Regions from separate parts of the Homo sapiens genome. Here all the other regions are linked to region 1. A link is an interaction called in ENCODE POLR2A ChIA-PET data of the cell type or tissue named here. Cell type or tissue: OCI-LY7. All regions are shown on one strand. Links, peaks and the distances in the headings refer to the core of each region. The heading gives the core; the rest is flanking DNA.

What was found. ChIA-PET counts read pairs that join two places held together with the same protein. Peaks named below come from ENCODE experiments on the same cell type or tissue, not always from the same donor. Only the 100,000 strongest peaks of a DNase experiment are listed, where the experiment ranks them.
Region 2: POLR2A ChIA-PET joins it to region 1 with 7 read pairs; 4 of 35 experiments call an interaction of 5 or more read pairs at or near these places.
Region 3: POLR2A ChIA-PET joins it to region 1 with 7 read pairs; 3 of 35 experiments call an interaction of 5 or more read pairs at or near these places.

The regions. Positions count from the first base shown.
Region 1 is chr12:92,991,715-92,999,443 of GRCh38, reverse strand. The region is part of intron 1 of LINC02413 (long intergenic non-protein coding RNA 2413); the gene reads right to left. Among named protein-coding and RNA genes, the nearest start is that of LINC02413, 4.8 kb to the right of the region's middle. In OCI-LY7, for the core only: no CTCF peak of the experiment used is centred there; a DNase peak (open chromatin) is centred at 3,693; H3K4me3 peaks cover 983 bases; H3K27ac peaks cover 1,629 bases.
Region 2 is chr12:92,841,909-92,849,637 of GRCh38, reverse strand. It overlaps EEA1 (early endosome antigen 1), which reads left to right. Exons shown (of 29, transcript NM_003566.4): 10 at 7,057-7,173. Among named protein-coding and RNA genes, the nearest start is that of EEA1, 84 kb to the left of the region's middle. In OCI-LY7, for the core only: no CTCF peak of the experiment used is centred there; no DNase peak of the experiment used is centred there.
Region 3 is chr12:93,279,661-93,287,389 of GRCh38, reverse strand. All of the region lies in intron 2 of LOC643339 (a long non-coding RNA gene), which reads left to right. Among named protein-coding and RNA genes, the nearest start is that of NUDT4, 94 kb to the left of the region's middle. In OCI-LY7, for the core only: CTCF peaks have their summits at 2,773 and 2,975; no DNase peak of the experiment used is centred there.

The sequences.
Region 1 (7,729 bases), core at 1,727-6,726:
GGGCAACATAATGTGACATCATCTCTACTAAAAACAAACAAACAAACAACAACAACAACAAAAAAAAAACAAAAAAAAAAAACATTAGCTGGTTGGTGTCGCACATGCCTGTGGTCCCAGCTAGTCGGGAGGCTGAGGCAGGAGGATCACTTGAGCTGGGGAGGTCGAAGCTGCAGTGAGCTGTAATGATGCCGCAGCATTCCAGCCTGGGCCACAGTTAGACCCTGTCAAAAAAAAGAAAAAGAAAAAGAAAAAAGAAAGGGTCACATGCATGGCAGAAGCTCGGCTGTTAGCCCTAAGGGCCAGCACTGTACAAGGAGGAATCACAATCCTGTGCTGAGTTCTAGATTTTTGGTCTGGAGACCTTCAAATTCTGAGTATTATCCCTAGACAAATGGGGGAGACCACGCCCATAGAGAGAAGTCAGGTGGCCTAAGCTATAGAGAGGAGGGATACAAAGGGAAAGAATCAGGAAGTGCCTTATCCCCACGTAGGGTCAACCAGTAGGTCTATACCAGCTTTGTGGGAAAGCTCTTAATTATTTGTCTGAGAGCTTTGTCTATGACTCTGACCTATTCAAATAGTCATTATGAACTTGAATGAAAACAAGGATATGAAAATAAAATTTGTGAACAACACAGAGTTAGAGAAAACCTTTAATGCATTGGCTTCAATAATCAAAAAGTTGAGTGTAGTTAAACCTGGATAAGATTATCAGCTCCTCACGTGCCTTTTTCCAAGTTTGCAATAAAATACTAATGAAGACCAAAAAAAAGAAATCATAAAACTCAATTCACAATACCATATACTGAGACAATGTATGAGAACTGGCTTGTTGTGAGAATCTCAGAGGAATTTCCATGAATGGCAAGGCCAAGAGTGACTAACTGAAGGAGTTAAGTAGTGGATCCCATGTGCTGATGCAGGAAGCTTGCTTGAAAGAGTGTGTCTTGGCCGGGTGTGGTGGCTCACCCCTGTAATCCCAGCACTTTGGGAGGCCGAGGCGGGTGGATCACGAGGTCAAGAGATCGAGACCATCCTGGCCAATGGGGTGAAACCCCGTCTCTACTGAAAATACAAAAATTAGCCGGTGTGGTGGCACGCATCTGTAGTCCCAGCTACTCGGGAGGCTGAGGCAGGAGAATTGCTTGAATCCAGGAGGTGGAGGTTGCAGTGAGCCAAGATCACCCCACTGCACTCCAGCCTGCCAGTGGAGCGAGACTCTGTCTCAAAAAAAAAAAGGAAAAAAAAAAAGAAAGAGTGTGTCTTTCGCCTCTGCTTTCTGCCTCTGAATCAGAAGCCCAAGACCAATCTCTACCAGAAGCATAAACAACTTCAGGTATTTAGCTTAGACTGTGTGTGTGTGTGTGTGTGTGTGTGTGTGTGTGTGTGTGTGTGTCAGAGAGAGAATTTTTTATCCTCTCCATCTAGTAAGCCAGTTTTGTGCATACCATTTATCAATGTATTTTTTGTTTCACCAAGGTTTTTTTTTTTATTATTAATAATGGAGATGGGGTCTCACTATATTGCACAGGCTTGTCTCGAACTTCTGGCCTCAAGCAATCCTCCCTCCTTGGCCTCTCAAAATGCTGGGGTTACAGGCATGAGCCACAAAGTTTTGATGCCATCTCTTTCATAAATCAATATCATGTGGTCTGTTTCTGGGTTGTTTCTATATTCTGTTCCATTGTTTTATTGTCTGTTCCTGGGCATTATCAAATTGGTGGTGGTGTTTTTTAATTACCCTGGTTTTGTTACATGTCTTAATATATGGTAGCCAAATTCTCCATTTTCCCCACTTTTTTTTCTGAAAGTTGACCTTTTTCATGTAAATTAAGTAAGTACCTCTGACCCCCAAATTTTACTGGGATTTTGGTGAGAATGGTATTAAAAATCATAGACTAGTTTGGAGAGAATGAGAGTCTTTGCAATGGTAAAGAGTCCCCACATGAGCATGCCTTCTGTCTGCATGTATTCTTTAAGTGCATCAGGACCATCAACCCAAAGTGTTGTACAGGGCCTGCTGCATCACCTGACAGGCTTTGAAATGTCAACGCAGGCTCCGCCCCACCCCCGAGCTACCGAATCAGAATCTGCTTTTTAAACATCCCCAGGTTATCTGGAGGTACGTTAAAGTTGGAAAAATACAGCTTTCGTAGAATTTTAAAGATTTCTTCAAGAGAAGCTGGGCATTTTTGTTAGGTTAATTCCTAGGTTAATAGAGCTCAGAAAGGCCTCTGGAACTCTGCTGAACTCTATTCACAATTCTAAACAGATTCTGCCAATTCTCTTGTGAGTTTTCTGTGAATATTTATATCATCTGTAAATAATGACAGCTGAGTCTCCTGACTCTCTTTCTTCTGATCTTTTTGCTTACTTATGTCTCTTGATCAAAATTCCCAATATTACATGGAAGAAAAGGTAATTTAAAAGGCCTCATAGAGGCCGGGCATGCTGGCTCATGCCTGTAATCCCAAAATACTTTGTGGGGCTGAAGCAGGACTGTCTCAAAACAATTTTTAAGACAGAACAAAAAAACAAGAGGCATCCTAGCTCATTCTCAACCTTAAAGGAAATGCTTCTAATATTTACCCAAGAAATGTTAAATTTGCTGCTGATTTTTGGCAACTTAAAAAACTTTTTATCTATTACTGGCTTTGTAAACACCTTTTTCAAAAGTTCACAATTGATTCTCATATATAAGAGAAAATCGTGTGATTTTGTCCTTTAGTACATTAAGGTGGGCTGGAATTATGGGAATGAGCCACCATGAGCCAAACATGGCTCATTAACATGGGCCAAGGCAGAAGCACAAAGTTTCTCAGGGAGATAAATTGCTCTTATTAGATGAGCTTGATAAGTATTTGGAATAAAAGAATACATACCATGGCTTCTAAGATCAAGTGTGAAAGAATACATACCATTGTTTTTTTCCCATGGTTTTTTGGTTCAATAACCTAGATAAACTTTGAAAATGATTTGTAGAGATGAATATCCTCAGCCATCCCTCATGCAGCTATTTCCATGGTATGACATGGCAATTACCTCACGGTCAAGTTCTACTTTTGTTTATTGTATCAAAACCTGATGCTCTCGACCAGGTGCGGTGGCTCACACCAGTAATCCCAGCACTTTGGGAGGCCGAAGCAGGCGGATCACTGGAGGTTAGGAGTTCGAAACCAGCCTGGCCGACATGGCAAAACTCTGTCTCTACTAAAAATACAAAAATTAGCCAGCCATGGTGGCAGGTACCTATAATCCCAGCTACTCGGGAGGCTGAGGCACAAAAATCGCTTGAACTAGGGAGGTAGATGTTGCAGTGAGCCGACATCGCGCCGTTGCACTCCAGCCTGGTCGACAGAGGAACATTCTGTCTCAAAAAAGAAAAAAAAAAGTGATGCTCTTAACTTCAATCACCACCCCTGTATAGGTGTGGTGTAGAAGACCCGGGCACAGCAATTTGATATACTACCCCCGTGCACGATCTTTTCTCTATAGTTAAAAATTCTGATCCGTAAAGCCCAGTGTGGTTTACAGTTGTGTGTGGACTGAATGGAAGCCGCTAGTCCAAAGGACACCCCATTGCTGAAATGTAATGTGCCAAGCCAGGATTGTCTGTTCTCTTGACGCAAAGCAGCTTAGCAGGGTCCTTGGCAGTCAGGCATCAGTGGGCTCTTCTCAGTTGACTGATTATGACAGTGTTGCTTCTCAGTTCCCAGTGTGCACGTGTGCTTTGCGCAGTGGTTCTTGGTTCTGCAAGAATCCACTGAAAGCCCTTGGTATAAAAATGAAAAAGAAAAAAAGAAGACTCATGCTATTTCCGGAAGTTCATAGACTTCCCAAAGCCATGATCCAAGTAGGAGTCCGTGAACTGTAAGTTAAACCCCTGGCATAGAATCAGAACACAAAACAAGGCTAGAAGCAACACAGTGTGGTTGGCTTTAGGCTTCAGTAGAGCCACAACTTGTTTTCTTGACAGTTCGTTTTTTAAGTGAATAGTTGCAGTAATAGCTGAACTAAACAGCAGAGATTTGGGGAAGTGGCAGGATGCAAGATGTGCAAAGTTGTACAGATCTGATCAGACCTTCAGCTCCTTTGAAGAATTGTACTAACAGCCCCAAACATCCCTAACCTTCTGCAGATTTATTTTTATATAAGCTTCCAGAGAATAGTCATCATGGAGTAATCACACGTGGAAGACTGCATAAGGACTATGGATGACACTCAGAGCCTTCTCAGAACTGGGCATTGATTCTAATACCAGGTTCCTGAGTATTTGTTACATCCTATGTCATGGCCATATCCATTCATTTACTCAGAGAGTCATTCATTTATCAAAAATTTAATTGATATCACCATAAAGTCTGCTGGGCCTGTTAATGATGAGTTTTTTTCTTCTCCTTTACCAGGAATTATTACCACCCCCCCCCCAAAAAAAATCCTTTGTTAGTAACGATAAGCCAAAGGAAAAAAGATCTTATTTTCATTTAACTGCTACAGCATGAGTCTTCATTCAGAGCAGAGCAGAGCATGAAAGAAAAGTAGGAAGAAGATTCGCAATTCATCTTTCATGTCTGATATGGTGGTGGGAAAAATAAAATAACAATCATGTGGGAATTTTACATCTAATCCTACTTTTAGATTTTAGGTATTGAACACTTGTGTAAATTTTAAATGCAGCCAAAATATATATACAAAGGGATAAAGGGCACATCTTTATATTTTTGGAGAAATAATGGAAGTGCTCAAACACATGCCTTTAATTACATTTTAATAGATCAAATTATTCTTTAATCAAATCCATTTGTTGTTTCAAAGAAGTAAAATAATTAAAACCATTGAATGGGACATCTTGCTATTTATAACACTAATTTATACTTTTAATTAACTTCAGAACATGTGGTTATTTTAGTTGGGCTCTGGAGTTTCCCTACCCTGCACTACTAGAAACCACCATTGACTACAGAATAGAAAATTCCAGCAAAGTACAAAGTGAATTCTTACTTTGATTTAGTCTTTCTTTTTTTGAGAAGGAGTCTCACTCTGTCGCTCTGTCGCCCAGGCTGGAGTGCAGTGACACAACCCGGCTCACTGCAGTCTCTGCCTCCCACGTTCAAGCAATTCTCTGCCTCAGCCTCCTGAGTAGCTGGGATTACAGGTGCCTATGACCACACCCAGCTAATTTTTGTATCTTTAGTAGAGATGGGGTTTCACCATGTTGGCCAGGCTGGTCTTGAACAACTGACCTCATGATCCACCCACCTCAGCCTCCCAAAGTGCTGGGATTACAGGTTTGAGCCACCGTGCCTGGCTTTTTGATATAGTCTCGTTTTGTATTTATTTGTTTTTAAAACCACGTGTAATTTTTAAATTGAGATTTACTTTTTTTCACTTTGCAGAACTATTAGTAATAGCTTTTTCAGGACCAAAGTACGAAGAAATTTGGGAAAGGACTGGTCTTTTTCTCATGCTCTGAAACCTTCAAGAATATAAAACTAAAGTATTACAGACTCCATTACGTTACTAATTGCTGGTAGCTGCTAAAATGTAACACTGTTTATGCTGATTTTCTGCAACCATGGAAAAAGTACTGACAAAAATAGGTTTTGCATAAGAAAAAAAAATAAAGTGTAGATTAGAAATGATTTATGCTACATATTCTCCTAGACCTGCATTGTCTAATATATAGCCACTAGCTTTATGTGGCTATTAAGCACTTGAAATGTAGTGATGGGGAAGAAAAACTTTTCCTCCATCTTCTTAAGTTAAATAAATTAAACTAACAAAAGACAGATTAATAAGAGAAAAGGCACACAATGTTTATTAATAGTTATGTGCATGGGAGTTCACATAATAGAAGTGAAACTCAAAGAAGCAGTTAGACTTGAGGGCTTATATACCATTTTAACAAAGAGAAAAGAGTTTGGGCTTCAAAGGATGGTAAATCATAGGGAAGTAACTACAAAATGATGAGAGAACCAATGGAAGGTAAAGGTTATTTTAGTAAGTTCTGTTTGTGCAAACTCATCTCAGTGTTGACTCCTCCTCTCCAATGATAATAGTCATTCTTCCTTTCCTGGCAGGGGAGGGTTGGAGAGGGGACCTGCACCAAGGGAAGTTTATGCTCTGATTTTAGGCAGATAAGGAGAGGGCAGAGACCTCCTTCCAGCGTCTGTTAATTCATAATTGCTTTCAGCTCAAAATAATCGTTTTGCCAAAGTGGCATATTTTGGGGTGGCTAATCTCCTTCAGTAGCAGGTCCAAATTGAGATGTGCTATAAGATTATAATACACACATAATTTTGAAGACTTAGTATGAAGACAAAAGAATATAAAATATCTCATTAATAATTTTTGTATTGGCTGAGTGTGGTGGCTCATACCTATGATCCCAGCACTTTGGAAGGTTGAGGCAGAAGGATCACTTGAGGTCAGGAGTTAGAGACCAGTCTGGGCAACATAGTGAGACCTCATCTCTACATAAAAATTTCTAAATAAAATAATTAAATAAAAAAATAATTAATAAAAAATTAAATTAAAAAGTTAAATAAGGCCAGGCACGGTGGCTCACACCTGTAATCCCAGCACTTTGTGAGGCCAAGGTGGGCGGATCACCTGAGGTTGGGAGTTCGAGACCAGCCTGATCAACATGGAGAAACCCCGTCTCTACTAAAAATACAAAATTAGCCAGGAGTGGTGGCTCATGCCTGTAATCCCAGCTACTCAGGAGGCTGAGGCAGGAGAATTGCTTGAACCCGGGGGGTGGAGGTTGCGGTGAGCTGAGATTGTGCTATTGCACTCCAGCCTAGGCAACAAGAGTGAAATTCCATTTCAAAAAAGAAAAGAAAAGTTGAATTAAAAAATTAGCCAGGATTGTGATGTGTGCCTGTGGTCCCAGCTATTCAGGAGGCTGAGACAGAAGGATCATTTGAGCCCAGGAGGTTGAGGTTACAGTGAGCTCCACTGCACTCCAGCCTGGGTGCCAGAGCAAGATCCCATCTCAAAATAATAATAATAATTTTTATATTGATTATGTATTGAAATTATACTTTTGATAAACTGAGCTAAATATGTATTATTAAATTAATTTTATCTGTTCCCACTTTTTAAAATGTGGTTACTATTACAACATTTAAAATAAAATGTGGCTCATATTATACTGCTGTGAGTCAGTGTTGTCCTGGATAGTAAATAAATGACTCAAGCAAAGAGTGTATTTGGTTTCTAGTAGGGTGGTCTTCATCATCAGGCAGACAGCAGATGTTAGCTAATTTACTAGAGCAATTGCAATTTAAACTCAGAAGTAATTTAAACAATACAGAGACCTCCTGGGATGCTTGGACAAGTGGAGAGTATTTTTGTTCTTGTATTTGTTATTTTAAACTTTCAATGATATATTGGTAGACTGAGGTGAAACTTTTCATATCCACTTCAAAGACAGCCCTCAGTTCTTTAGAATGTAAGATAAGAACAATAAATCTTGAGGTGAAATGATAGAAATAAGATCAATTTAAATAGTAGGGGGATCTGATGAAATGCAGTTAACTTAAGAGCATTCCCTGGTGTCCAACATCCATATAAAAAAGGTCACCATTTATGGAAATGCAAGGTAGTAAATATTACCTCCCAGGCATCAACCTAAGAATTGAGTGAGGGATTGAGATTACTAATAATTAAGACAAAAAGTATTATTTTGCACTAGCCCCCATCTGCTGATTCTCGGAGCTTT
Region 2 (7,729 bases), core at 1,757-6,756, 150 kb after region 1:
GATGCCTAACACTACACTCTCTAACTTATGATATTTGGATGCAGTTTTTCCAAAATTGACACTTTGTAGCCCAATAACACTTAATTCCAAAAATTTTCAAACAATTTCAGGTGGTTCATGAACTTACTGAAGCCAGTTAAAAGCTCTTGTCCTACTGGTATTATTAATCAGCAGAAGACAATGATAAATCTATAAGTACAAATGTGAAATCAAGGAGAGGCTGAATCAAAGAAGTCTCATGAGGAAAAGTGCTATTCAGATGTTAATGTCAAAATACCTAAACCAGGGTGAACCCAGTCATTTATTTCTTTGTATCAGTAAGAACTATTTTTGTTTAGATATGTCTGCCTATTGGTATTTCTCAAATTAAAAAAAAATACACTCCCTTTTGATTAAAAAATATCTTAAATGCTATTTGAAATTTTAAAATAAATGTATTATGGTGACTAAAACAGAACCAAATTAATGTCAGTTTTAGGAATATGTATTTTAAAGTTGAGTCCTCTCTGACTTATTCCAGCTGCAAGTTTTGGAGTTATGCATATACTTTTTAAACAAATAGAACATTAACAAGGAAAATAAATTTACATGTTTACTTGCATTTAAAAAAAATACAGGCTGAGTATGGTGGCTCACCTCTATAATCCCAGGACTTTGGCAGCTGAGGCAGGCAGATTGCTTCAGTCCAGGAGTTTAACCAGCCTGGGCAACATGGTGAAATCCTGTCTCTATAGAAAGTTAGCCAGACGTGCTGGCACGTACCTGTACTCCCAGCTAGGTGGGAAGCTGAGGTGAGAGGATTGCTTGAGCCCAAAAGGTTGAGGCTGCAGTGAGCCATGATCACACCACTGCACTCTAGCCTGGGCGATAGAGGCAGACCCTGTTTCAAAAAAAAAAAAAAAAAAAAAAAAAAAAGGTGAGAATATAATATAACTTGCTAATGGGAAGACATTTCTAAGTAACATTTAGGAGTTACTCTAATTTAAGAATTACTCATTTCTAAGTAATATTTAAGAGTTACTCTAATAAATTCTTATTTAAGAATTTTTAGTGTTTTATGAATTTATATTTCTATTGTAGATTAAAATACCTTTATATCTAAGGAGAATAAGTCATTTAAGATGAAAAAGCTATGATTAGAGTTTTTTTGTTTTTCTTTATTTAACAAATTATTTTTGGTAGAGATGGGGTCTTGCTATGTTGCTTAGGCTGGTCTTGACCTCCTGGCCTCAAGCAGATCCTTCTGCCTTAGTTTCCCAAAGTGTTGGTATTAAAGATGTGAGTCACCACACCCATTCTATGACTAGAGTTATGAAAGATAGGGAGGTGAAAGAATTTAGTGTCTCCCTCCATCGTCTCCTCCTGCAAACAGGGCTTTGTAAGAAATGGTGATTTTTTTTTTTTTTCTAGAAAAGGTATTTCTAGGAAAGAAGGAAAATGGCTTAGAAATCAGTTCTTCGTGTTTTCATTTAAATTTTCATAAAAATTTATCTTTTCAAGTATTTGGAAATAAATTTAGAAAGGAACTTATTTGTGCTGAGTAACTGAATAGGTGATTTAATATTTCATTATATTTTTAATAAAATAATAATACTTATTACCTATTTAATTAATAGATATGTAGTGATGAATGAGACCTTGGCTATGTTAAAATATTTTGAATAACTTTAGGAAATGGTAACTTAAGAGTCAGAATAATATTATTATTAGAAACAAACTCTTACTCTTTTGAGCACCAGTAGGTTTTGGATACTATGTTAGGCACTTAAAACGTGGTCGCATTTGTTTCTTATAACCCTGTAAGTTAACTATTAAGTATGTTTTACATGTGAGGAATCTGAGAGGCAATGAGATTAAGTAAATTGTTCAAGGTCACACCTAATATAAAAGCTAGGGTTGGAACTCAGGTTTTGTCCAAAGCCTGTGTCATTCCCTTTTTATTATGTTGTCTCCTAATTTAGGTGGTCTGATGATTGCCTTTTAAGTAAATTTGTGCTATTAATCTTGTCCTAAAACTTATTGTTAATTACTTTTCTAATTTTGCCATATTGTGTGTTGTAATATTTGTATTGGGTAATAGCTTAAAATACTTTTGAGTTGTGTCATACCATTTCCATATGAAAAAAATTACTAATTACTTCATCTCATTTATTTGTTTATAACTGCATTTGTTTTTTAGCTTTTCCTTAATCTGAATATATGACGTTTTATTAATTTATTAAAATTCAATTCTAGTTATTTTCAATTAAGTATGTTAGTGAATTATAGGACTTAATACAACAATTTTTATTATGGATGTTGCTGTTTTTACCAAACCTAAATATTGGCATCAGAAACAAAACACATACAAAGGAATTAAAGAAGCTAAAAATTTATTTTTAAGGGCCAGGTGCAGTGGCTCACACCTGTAATCCCAGCACGTTGGGAGGCCCAGGCGGTGGATCACCTGAGGTCAGGAGTACAAGACTAGCATGACCAACACAGTGAAACCCTGTCTCTACTAAAAATACAAAAAATTAGCCGGGTGTGTGGTGGCGCATGCCTGTAATCCCAGCTACTTGGGAGGCTGAGGCAGGAGAATCCCTTGAACCCGGGAGGTGGAGGTTGCAGTGAGCCAAGATCATGTCACTGTACTTCGAACCTGGGCAGCAGAGTGAGACTCTGTCTCAAAAAAAGAAAAAAAATTAAAATCTCAAGTAAACATTTATTTCAAACAAAATTAATGGCAATTTTAGGAATATGTGTTTTAACATTTAGCTCAAATAAATGTTTATTTGACTAGTATACCTAGTTGGGGCTGAAGATACATAATCTGGTGTACATTATTAACTATGTATGTCCTTGTGTTTATTATTTTCATTGAATGCATACCTTATGAATTCATTGACTTCTTTTTGCCTGGGTATTTTTGAAGGCATATAGAAAATATCTCATTCTAAAGCATTTGAAAATTCTTTATAGATAATTGGCTGTTTTATGGATTGGAAATTGAGGATTTAAAGGTTAAAAAGTATATTTATACAAATCTACATTATTGAAAATATCTAAGCTGTAATCAACTTATATTTGGTGTAGTATTTAATGGAAATGATTTTTAAAGAATTTTACTTTTTTCCAAATAAACTCATTGAATCCCAGTTTTAAGTGCTAAAATGTTCATGTAGATATGGAATAAGTATGATTATACCCATGCATAGCTATGAAAGTATTTAAATATCTTTTAAAGTATGCTTCTTTAAGAGACTAGATGTGTAGGCATGTTTGGTCATTTTAATTATGTGCTCAGTGTGTACTTTTGTCAGTCTTGTCTGCCACCTTTCATCCACCATTTTGTTATTACTTTTTCTGCTTTCTAATGGAGATGCTTAAACTTGAGGTAATGTGATTTTGGGAGGCTTTTTAATATTAATAATACCCTTAATGTGTCACCTTCAATTGTTATATGGCAATTTTATGTTTTAAGGCAATCTTAGAGCTTTGAAGACATGCTCATTTTTGTTTTGCTAATCATGCATAGCTTCAACCATTTTAAAATGATTATTTACTTATAGTTGTAGCATATTAAAACAATAATTTTAATTCTAATGCACCAGCAGGATGTTTGCTTGAAATATCTTTCCTTATTTTGTAAAGTTTTTTAGTAAAAATTCAGTATTGAATTCAATAACATTTCAGAAAACCAAGGAAGTGCAAACTTTTTATAGGATCTAATATATTGTTTCCTTGGAAATAAATATCTATTATCTCTTTGGAGGTATAATTACTCATTCCTTTAGTGAGTCTTTTTGGGTCTTCCAAGTGTCAGGGACTACTTTAGGTGTGGGGATTAAAATACTGAATAAGACAGAATGCTTGCTCCCATAAGGCTTAATCCTTTGTGGAAATCAAACAACAGACTGTACAAGTACACTGAATCATGATAGAAAGCTAGGTAATAATAAGGGCTGCGAGGAAGAAAAATAAAGTGCATATGGGCGGTAGTGGAAGTGGGAATACTTTAGAACAGTTTTAGAGTTGTCGGGGAAGATCTCATGGAGGATATGTGTGAGAAGAATGAAATAAGCAAGAGTCAGAGTTAAGCAGTGGGAGCTAGGATTCCCAGGAGAAGGTTAAAGTCCAAGGCACATACAATCTTGGCCTATTAGAGAAGAAGGTCAGTATGAATAGAGATCTTTGAACTTCACCCATAGTGATATCTGAAGAGGGATTGTATTTACTTTTTGTCTTTTGTAATTATTGTCTGTCTTTAATCTTTATTTTTTCCCCAAATATAAACATAATATGTGATTATTGTAAAAGATTAATGATTCATAATGTGCAATAGAAAAGGGGAAGCCTTTCCAGAATTCACTCTCCTCACTCCTCTTCTTCATAACTAAAGTTGGCCTCTGGATGTATAAGTCTTCCCAAATCTTTCCTTATTGTCCCCTTGAGTAAATTTTAAAGTTTCAAGTGCTGGAATTTATCTATATAAAAATTTTAGTTTTCACAATATCCAAATTTGTTGTACAAAGTGTAAATGATACACTTAATGTCCAGTTTTTTAGTTGTTAACCTTATACAGTAAGAGCATATCTAAAAGCTATAAAATAGGATACAAAAAAGCTCTAAAATAGGATATTTTGGAGTGTGTTTGCTTTACATTTTCCTTATTTAATAAGGAAAATTCTATTCTTATTCTTACTAGAAATTCTTATTTCTACATGTTGGAATTTATCAGCAAGATAGACCTTACACTTGGCTTAATAAATTTTATGAACTTCAATATGAAATCATGATATTTAATGAGATATACACATAATTTGCATTTTAATATATACTGTTATTATTTCTGTGCGTTATGTGCCAGGAACCTGTGCAAATTTTTTTGATAAGATATTTACAAGTAGGGATTTAAATGTGATATTTTATTTTGTAATAAATTGGCATTTTTGCTATATGATTAAAACATAGTGAGTTAAAATAGTCAAATTGTTACCCTACTAACAAAATAATTTTGGGATTCAAAATTATTAGAAATAGTAATTTGAAATAAACTCACAGTAGCTAAATCCATTTCAAGGTTACATGTTCAGTTTAAGACAGATGGTTTTAGGGTAGGCCTTTAACTTGAGTGTAGTTGAAAATACATGAATATTTCAACATTTTCTTCTTTGAATTGTATAAGATTATGTATATATTAACATATCAGCTGTTACATATGATACTGAAGCACTGTGTATAAGGTGTAACAATATGGTAATGTTACAGATTGCCTTTCATTGCATCAGAATTTGTACTTTTAAGTGAATGTTTTCCCAAAAAGGTCAGGCCATGCACATATCTCAGACATATTCCATTCCTAAAAGCATTTTTGAAACTTATTTTCATTGACTTTTAGCCCATCTGGAACACACTAAAAAAACTAATTTTGTTAATTTATGGTTATTAAAATAAGCCCAAGAATTTGATCATTCAGTCCAATCGCTTACCTTCTGATTTTTAAAATAAGCCCAAGTTATTAAAATAAAATGGTTATTAAATAAAATAATTATTAAAATAAAATAAGCCCAAGTGTTTGATCTTTCAGTTCAGTCACTTACCTTGCCTATAAACTTGTTGGTTTCCAAAACTTAGAATCAAAGCCACCATAAAATGGATGAGGATACACCACCACTGAGAATCCCTTAAAAAAATAAGTTCCACACACTCTGGAAGGGTTTCCAAAAGAAGATCAGCCAATGATCTCTTAAATAATAGCATTGTTGCCGTGATAAGTTAGTAGCCTTCTGAGATTTCTCCCTTGAAGATGAAAGCACTCATTTGTAATATATGATATGAATAAGTATAAGTATTAAGAAAAAATTTAAAACTTGTATCTTATTCATATTATAAAGTTTATTCAGTAATAAAGAAATAGACACTGGAAATGATTGTAACTTTATAAATAAAGTGGAAAGTAAAGCCGATAAGCAATATTAGAAATATTAATATAATAGAAAGTTATTTTGTCAATGTCATTTGCAGCAGACCATACTTAAAAAAAAATACTTCGTCTTTCTCTGTAATGGTTCAGCTTTTATGTATTCGAAATTTATTATTTCCAAGATCTTTGCTTACCTGTCTTTGTCTTATATTATTTTTAAATGATCAAACTGTTGCTTTAGTAATAAAAAGTGATTTTCACATTTTTTAAAATATTAAAATGGGCTGGGCTCAGTGGCTCATGGCTGTAATCCCAGGAGGCCGTAGTGGGAGAGTCGCTTGAGCCCAGGAGTTGGGGACCAGCCTAGGCAACATAGTAAGACCCTGTCTCAACAGAAAATAAAAAAATTAGCTGGGCGTGATGGCACACACCTGTAGCCCTAGCTACTTGAGAGGCTGATGTGGGAGGATTGCTTGAAGCGGGGAGGCTCAGAGCTACAGTGAGCTGTGATCGTACCACTTCACTCAAGCCTGGGTGACAGAGCAAGACCCTGTATAAAAAAAAATAATAATAATTAAAATGCACTAAAGCAAGTTCATGCCTGACGGTTATACCTGACCATATAGTGATCTAGCTTAAGGAAGCTGTGTATAACTTCAGCTTGGTAACTTCTTTGGACAAAGATATTTTCTTTACAATTTAGAAAGATGATTCACTAATATCAAGCTCTGTGTTGCATGTTTGTATATACATGTCTTAAAGTAAAAGGATAATTTTATGCTATAGAAGTTGGGAGGAAATGTAGATATAACTGGCATATTATCTTTAAATTCTGGAAGATTGAAGTATAGAGTTTAAGAACCAGTAAATTTAGGTTTGCAATTTGATACTTCAGAAACTTAAAGTAGGATGCCAGATTTTCATTTTATGTATTACTAAATAAATGAAGTTATGCATCTTAGTTAAATTGTAAAAATTTGTCGTAAGCCGAAAAAAGCATAATGTGGCAGTATAGGTGGTAGGATAAAGAACAAAATTGAAAATTCCAACAACAAAAAATTTGTTTTCTTAAAACCTTTATATACTTTCATTTTTTTTATCTTTTAGACAATTTAGTTTGCTTTAATTTTTGTTTTGTTTTGTTTTGTTAGGCCACAATAAGCCAGCTAAGGAGTGAACTTGCCAAAGGCCCCCAGGAAGTTGCTGTATATGTACAGGAACTACAAAAACTGAAAAGTTCAGTTAATGAATTAACACAAAAAAATCAGGTGAGAATTTTAAAGCTATATATAATAGCAAATTGATTTTATGTATTTTAAATATTAATCTTACATACTTTAAAAAATATATTGGCATAGTACAATGTGACTTATTTTTTTTTTTTAGTGTTTAATATGTTCACATTATTGTGCAAACCAATCTCTAGAACTTTTTTCATTGTGCAAAGTTGAAATTCTATAACTGTTAACTCTGCATTACTCCTTCTCTCTAGCTCCTGGAAGCTTCCATTCTACTTTCTGTCTCTAAAATTTGACTACCCTAGGTGCCTCATATAAATAGAACCATACAGTATTTGTCTTTTAAAAATGTTGTTTTTTAAATTTTTTCAACTTTGGGTTACTACATCCAACAGTATTTGTCTTTTTGTGACTGACTTATAGTGTCCTCAAGGTTCGTTTGTGTTATAGCTTCTGTCAGAATTTGTTTTTAAGGCTGAATAACATTTTGTTGTATGTATATATGTTATTCATTCATCTGCTGATAGACACTTGGATTGCTTCAATCTTTTGGCTGTAATGCCACTTTCAACATGGCTGTACAAAT
Region 3 (7,729 bases), core at 1,757-6,756, 290 kb before region 1:
GGTGTGTGCTTAGGATCTGGGTTTGAGTCTTCATGACATCACTCCTTAGTTATGTTATCTTGGGGAAGTTCCTTGATCTTTCTGAACCTTGATTCTCATGTGTTAAATATTCCTACCCCAATTTTTTTTTTTTTCTTAAGGCAAGGTCTTGCTCTGTCACCTAGGCTGGGGTACAATGGTGCCATCACGGCTCATTGCAGCCTCAAACTCCTGGGTACGAGCAATCCTCCTGCCTCAGCCTTGTGAGTAGCTGGGACTACAGGTGCACACCACCATGCCCGGCAATTTTTTTATTTTTATTTTTAAAATTTTTGTAGAGATGGGGTCTTGCTCTGTTCATAAGGCTGGCCTTGAATTCCTGGTCTCAGGTGATCCTCCTGCCTTACAGGCATGAGCCACCATGCCTGGCCGTACTGCATTTTTTTTTTTTTTTTTTTTTTTTGAGACGGAGTCTCACTTTGTCTCCCAGGCTGGAGTGCAGTGGCGCGATCTCTGCTCACTGCAAGCTCCGCCTCCCGGGTTCACGCCATTCTCCTGCCTCAGCCTCCGGAGTAGCTGGGACTACAGGCGCCCGCCACCACACCCGGCTAATTTTTTGTATTTTTAGTAGAGACAGGGTTTCACCACGTTAGCCAGGATGGTCTCCATCTCCTGACCTCGTGATCCGTCTGCCTCGGCCTCCCAAAGTACTGGGATGACAAGTGTGAGCCAAAGCGCCCGGCCCGTACTGCATATTTTTAAAAAGTAGAATTTAGATTAACTAATGAATATAAAAAGCCAGAAGAGTGCCATGTTCGTGCATAAATTATGTATTGTATAAATTATATATTGAAACAGTGTTTGATTGTTTTGTGGTCTGTTTGTAGAATGAATGAAAGAAGGAGCGTCTTGTGTTAAGAGGTTGGTAGCTCTGACTAGAATCATAGACAACCTGTTTAAAGCCTTAGATTTCTGCCAACTAGTCCTAAAAATGAAAGCACAATGAATAAGAGATAGATCATGTGTTGATCTTTCTGGTCAATGTGGAAACACAAGTTTTAAAAATGAGATATATTTTACATACAGGAAAATGCACCAATTTTAAGTGAATTTGTCAACGAATTTGGACAAATGATTACACTCATGTGATTGTCACCCAAGTCAAGATATGTATAGAACATTTCCCTCACCTTGACAGTTCCTTCGTGTCCCTTGGTGGTCAATACCTGCCTTTTGCAGAGGCAACCATTGTTCTGATTTCTGTCACTAGTTATGCCTGTTGCTAAACTTTATACACATGGGATAATATAGAATATACTCTTTTGTTTCTGGGTTCTTTCAACCAAGCTGATGATTTTGAGATGTATCCATAATGTTCTGCGTATCAGTAGTTTGTTCCTTTTTATTGCTGAGTGTTTGTTATCTCATCGTATGAACATATCACACTTTTTAATCCACTCTCTCGTTGCTGGACACTTGGATCTATTACGAATAGATCTGCTATAAACACTCTTGTCCAAGTCTTTTCTTTGACTTAATTTCATTTTTCTAACTACACACCACTTTGCTCTGGCTGCTCCACATCTTCACCAACACTTGATATTGTTAGTTTTTTTTTGAGACGGAGTCTCTCTTTGTCCCCCAGGCTGGAGTGCAGTGGTGCGATCTTGGCTCACTGCAGCCTCCGCCCCCCAGGTTCAAGGGATTCTCCTGGTTCAGCCTCCTGAGTAGCTGGGATTACAGGTGTGTGCCACCATGCCTGGCTAATTTTTGTATTCTTATATTTATTTATTTATTTATTTATTTATTTATTTATTTATTTTTTGAGACGGAGTCTTGCTCTGTCGCCCAGGCTGGAGTGCAATGGCACAATCTTGGCTCACTGCAACCTCCTGGGTTTAAGTGCCTCAGCCTCCTGAGTAGCTGGGATTATAGGCATGTGCCACCATGCCCGGCTACTTTTTGTATTTTTAGTATGCACAGGGTTTTACCATGTTGGCCAGGCTGGTCTCGAACTCCTGACCCCAGGTGATTTGCCCGCCGCCTCGGCCTCCCAAGGTGCTGGGATTATAGGCGTAAGCCACCACGCCTGGCTGATATTGTTAGTTTTTAAAATTTTAGTTACTCTGGAAACAAAAATCTTTACCACCTGATTAAGCCCAAGTGATTTGCAGCAGTTATTCTTTACTATCTTTTTTTTTTTTTTTTTTTTTTAAGACGGAGTTTCGCTCTTTCCACCCAGGCTGGAGTGCAATGGCACGATCTTGGCTCACTGCAACCTCCACCTCCCGGGTTCAAGCAATTCTCCTGCCTCAGCCTCCTGAGTAGCTGGGATTACAGGCATACACCACCATGCCCGAATAATTTTTGTATTTTTTTTAGTAGAGACGGGGTTTCACCATGCTGGCTAGGCTGGTCTTGTACTCCTGACCTCAGGTAATCTACCTGCCTCAGCCTCCCAAAGTTCTGGGATTACAGGCGTGAGCCACCGCACCTGGCCTTCTTTAATATCTTGATTATTGTTAACTTTACAGTAAGACTTGAAATCAGAGCCAGGTGTGGTTGTGTGTGCCTGTAGTCCTAGCTACACAGGAGGCTGAGGCAGGAAGATCGCCTGAGCTCAGGAGCCCAGGTGCAGTGAGCTACGATCATGCCACTCACTCCAGCCTGGGCGATAGAACGAGATCCTGTCTCTAAAAAAAATTAAAAAGAAAAAAAAGGCCGGGCGCAGTGGCTCATGCTTGTAATCCCAGCACTTTGGCAGGCCGAGGCGGGCAGATCAAGAGGTCAGGAGATCGAGACCATCCTGGCTAACACGGTGAAACCCCGTCTGTACTAAAAACACACAAAAAATTAGCCGGGCGTGGTGGCGGGCGCCTGTAGTCCCAGCTACTCAGGAGGCTGAGGCAGGAGAATGGCGTGAACCCGGGAGCGGCGGAGCTTGCAGTGAGCCTAGATGGCGCCACTGCACTCCAGCCTGAGCGACAGAGCAAGACTCCGTCTCAAAAAAAAAAAAAAAAAAAAAACAAACAAAACCTTGAAATCAGGTAGTGTGAGGCAGCTAACATTCTTTTCCAAAATTGTTTTGGCTATCCTACTTCCTTTGCTTTTTCTTATATACTTTAGAATCAGCTTGTCAATTTCTGCAAAAATGTCTGGTGGAATTTTGAGTGTGATTGCATTGAATCTATAGATCAATTTAGGGAGAACTGATATTTTAACATATTGTGACTTCCAATCCATGAACACAGTGTATCCCTCCATTTGTTTAGATATTTTTTCCCCTACCATGCAAGAAATGTCAACTGCAGTTGAGCAGAAAAATACCCTGCTTGAAGTCTGCAAAGTCGAAATGATCTCTGATTCTGCAAAGTTTAGGACAAAATCCAATGATTCAACTTAATTTAATTTCTTTAAGGTCAACTTAATTTCTTCAGGTATTTATCATCAGTATATTTAAACACTCATTTGTAGAAAGGTCCTGATGGTGTGACACTTCCTAGGGTCTTAAAATGACCTTTTTCTATATCTTATCTTAAGAATTGAGGCCTGGAAAGGTTGTTTGTCTTATTTGTTTATAAATGATTCCACCAGTTACTAATGAGACAATCCTTGGAAACACATATTTGTTTCCACAAGAAACTTGACCTTTCAGTTTAAAAATACCATCTTAACTTCATCAAATTATAGCTGTGTACTAACTTGTTTTTATTTTATTGTAATCTGTAAAATTTACACTTATTGCCTAAACATTGATTTTCAGTCTAAGAGGGTCATTAGTCACAAATGTAAGATGTATTCTCAGTCTTCTTAAACACAATTCTAGTATGTTCTAGTTATTCAAAAAACCTTAAATAAAATAGAAACAAGAACAGTTGCCACAAAAAAGCAGCTTTTACCACTAAAAGTTGTCTTTTTGGATAAAAAAAGGATTGGCAGATTTTTGATAATTGGAGAAATGGAATTGTGGTTTGAATTGTTTCTTTTTCTGCTTTTATAGAAGAAACTGAAAATTTCCATAAAAGTTTATGTATCTGTGTTTTTTTTTTTTTTTTTTTTTGAGACAGAGTCTCACTCTGTTGCCCAGGCTGGAGTGCTATGGTATGATCTCAGCTCACTGCAACCTCCGCCTCCTGGGTTCAAGCGATTCTCCTGCCTCAGCCTCTCGAGTAGCTGAGATTACAGGCACGCACCACCACGTCCAGCTAATTTTTGTATTTTCAGTAGATACAGTGTTTCTTCATGTTGGCCAGGCTGGTTCGAACTCTTGACCTCAGGTGATCCACCCACCTCAGCCTCCCAAAATGTTGGGATTACAGGTGTGAGCCACCGCGCCTGGCCATATCTGTGTGTTTTTAAGGAACTTTCTAGTTAAGAGCTTTCTTCCTTCTATGAATTCAACTTTAGGAGGAGATACTTTTAATTGAAGTTTCAAAGACATATTTTTCTTATTTTTGAGATGGAGTCTCGCTCTGCTGCCCAGGCTGGAGTGCAATGGTTCAATCTCGGCCCACTGCAACCTCTGCCTTCCAGGTTCAAGTGATTCTTCCACCTTAGCCTGCCAAGTAGCTGAGACTACAGGTGCCCGCCACCACACCCAGCTAATTTTTGTATTTTTAGTAGAGATGGGGTTTTGCCATGTTCACCAGGCCGGTCTCAAACTCCTGACCTCAAGTGATCCGCCTGTCTCAGACTCCTAAAGTGCTGAGATTACAGGTGGGAGCCACCACACCTGGCCTCAAGGACATCTTTTTCTTTTCTTTACTTTTTTGAGATGGAATCTCGCTCTTTTGCCCAGGTTGGACTGCAATGGCATGATCTCAGCTCACTGCAACCTCCACCTCCCTGGTTCAAGCGATTCTCCTGCCTCAGCCTCCCAAGTGGCTGTGATTACAGGCGTGTGCCACCACACACGGCTAATTTTGTATTTTTAGTAGAGATGGGGTTTTGCCATGTTGGTGAGGCTGATCTCAAACTCCTGACCTCAGGTGATCCGCCTGTCTCGCCCTTCCAAAGTGCTGGGATTACAGGAATGAGCCACCACGCCCGGCCTCAAGGACATATTTTTCTTAATCTGAGTCTAGTACAATTAAGTATAAAGTATAAGAACTTTAAAAAATCTTTTTAAATTCAGAGTAGCAGTTTGCAAACTATTTCTGTAAAGGGCCAGATAATAAACATATTGGGCTTTGGGAGCCACATGGTCTCTGTTATGACTACTCATGGTAGAGACCATACACCAAAGCCAGCCTCAGAGGACACATAAACGAGTAGGTATGGTTCTGCTCCAATGAAACTTTTTGACTAACACAGACAAGGGGTCAGAGTTGACTTCTCTGATTTATAGGGTTTTGGGGGAATGAGCTATTATAAAGACTTTGGTAAAAGAAAACCATTCACCATTTACAGGAGGGCTCTCTCATGTCTTTTCTGGAAGCCTCAAAGTTAAACTCATCTTGAACCCAGGGTTAGTTGTCCATGTAGCTCCAGCTGTGCCACAAATTATCTGAGTGAGTTGGGAGAATTTGCTTGATACTTTATGCTTCTATTTCTTAATTTGTTTGTTCTTTTTCTTTAACTTTCTTTTAAATATTAAAAAACAATTTCTTATTTCTTATTGGGCAGCCTCTTGAGCCAGAGTAGGCTCAGAGACTCCCAATTTCTTAATTTACAACAGGAGGATGATGATAGATTTGCCTCAAATGGCTGTTGTGAGGATTAAATGGGTCAACGTGAATAAAGCACTTAGAATGCTGCCTGCCATGTAAGTTTTATGGAAGTGTTAGCTGATATTATTAGTAATCCATAATGAAAATAGAAATTAATCAGACTTTAATTTCAAACATCTTTTATAAATTGAACAAAGGTTGGTGCTATCTTTGGGAGGCTGAGGCAAGCAGATCACTTGAGGTCAGGAGTTGGAGACCAGCCTGGCCAACATGGTGAAACCCCATCTCTAGTTAAAAAAATACAAAAATTAGCAGGGCCTGGTGGTAGGCAGCTGCAATCCCAGCTACTTGGGAGGCTGACACAGGAGAATTTCTTGAGCCCAGGAGGTGGAGGCTACAGTGAGCTGAGATCGCACCACTGCACTCCAACCTGGGTGACAGAGTGAGACTCTGTCTCAAAAAAAAAAAAAAAAAACCCCCAAAAAACCCCCAAAATAGGTTGGTGTTATGATTTGAATGTTTATGTTCTCCCAAATTCATATGTTAAAACCTAATCACCAATGTGAAGTATAAGAAGGTGGGGTTTGGGGAGGTGATTAGGTTTTGAGGACAGAGCCGTAGCGAATGGGATTAGCGCCCTTATGAAAGAGGCCCCAGAAAGCTCCCTCACCCCTTCTTCCCTGTAGGGTTATAGCAAAAAGGAAGCAGTTTATGAACTAGGAAGCAGGCCCTCACTAGACACCAAATCTGCCAGTACCTTGATCTTGGACTTGACAGCCTCAAGAACTGGGGGAAATAAATTTCTGTTGTTTATTAACCACTCCTCTTATGGAATTTTATTATAGAAGTTCAAATAGACTAAGACAGTTGGAAAAATCATTTTTAGAATTAATATGTGGGAATGTAAAAGTAAATTGATCCAGCAACTCAGGCCATGCTTCTCTGTGGCAGCAATTGACTGATTAACAACTGCCTGCATCCATAGAGCATTTGTGTTCCAGCTCCTACACCCCCACCTAGCACAGTTTCTCGTTTATCTAATCTGCCTGACTTCTGTAGGCATTTGGGTTTCTGACCCTCAATCTAGAGAGACATACATTAAATCTCATTGGTATTTAATAGGCCAGGCTGGATTAGGAACCATAGTGGACCTAGCGTGGAGAAGAATATGATGTCTTCCAATCCCTACCTTCACCTGGCTTCTGTGTATTAAAACTAAAAACAATATTAAACTATACAAAAGTTCAGGCCAGTCCAACATAGTTCAGATTTTTTTCCCTCAATGTGATTTTCTGAGTGTTTTTTGGGAAGTAGGGAATTCTTTCTGTAGTCATTTTTTGGGTGCTGCTTTGTTGATATCTAACTATGGACTCAGTCTGTCTCTGGGGGCATCCTGGACACTTCCCTCCCTCCAACTTGCAGCATTTCTTTTCGCCTGGATTTCCTTGTACTCTTGCTCTGCATCCTGTCTGGAGTGTAATCTGAGCCCCAGCCTGTGTGACTGCAGCTGGGATACTCTGTTGCTTTCAACTCCCTCTCTTCCCAGGTCATAGGACCTGTTCTCCCTACCCATCTGCAGGACTAGATGCCAGACTTACGGCTGCAAAAATAATTACAAGTCCCTTGGGCAGTTGGGGCCAGGGCTCTGATATATTAGCACAAGAGCTGAGCTAGATGGTTGTGCAGGTGAAAGCCTGCAGTGACTGATTATGAGAGTGTCCCAAGAAGGCTTTGAATTTGATCATGCCCAAGGCTAGAGTCTTTGCACCTGTTAGGGATGATTCCCATTCTCCAGATAAGGACACTGATGATCTCTCAGTAAGTGGTAGAGTCTGCCTTTGAACCCAGGTCTGTGTGGTTGGTTTTGATGCTTTGTTGGGGGATGGAACATGGGCAATCACTCTTGCCTGTGAAGACAGAATAGATCACAGAGAAGACTGCATACTTGCTCAGCAGACTGTCCTTGCTAGCTTTGTCAGAACAATGGTATTAGTAACATGAGTCCTTTGGACTGTGATCAGGAAGAAGACATTTAAGGGTAACAGGTAAGACCTCTGAGTTCTTCTTTATTGCTCTTTCCT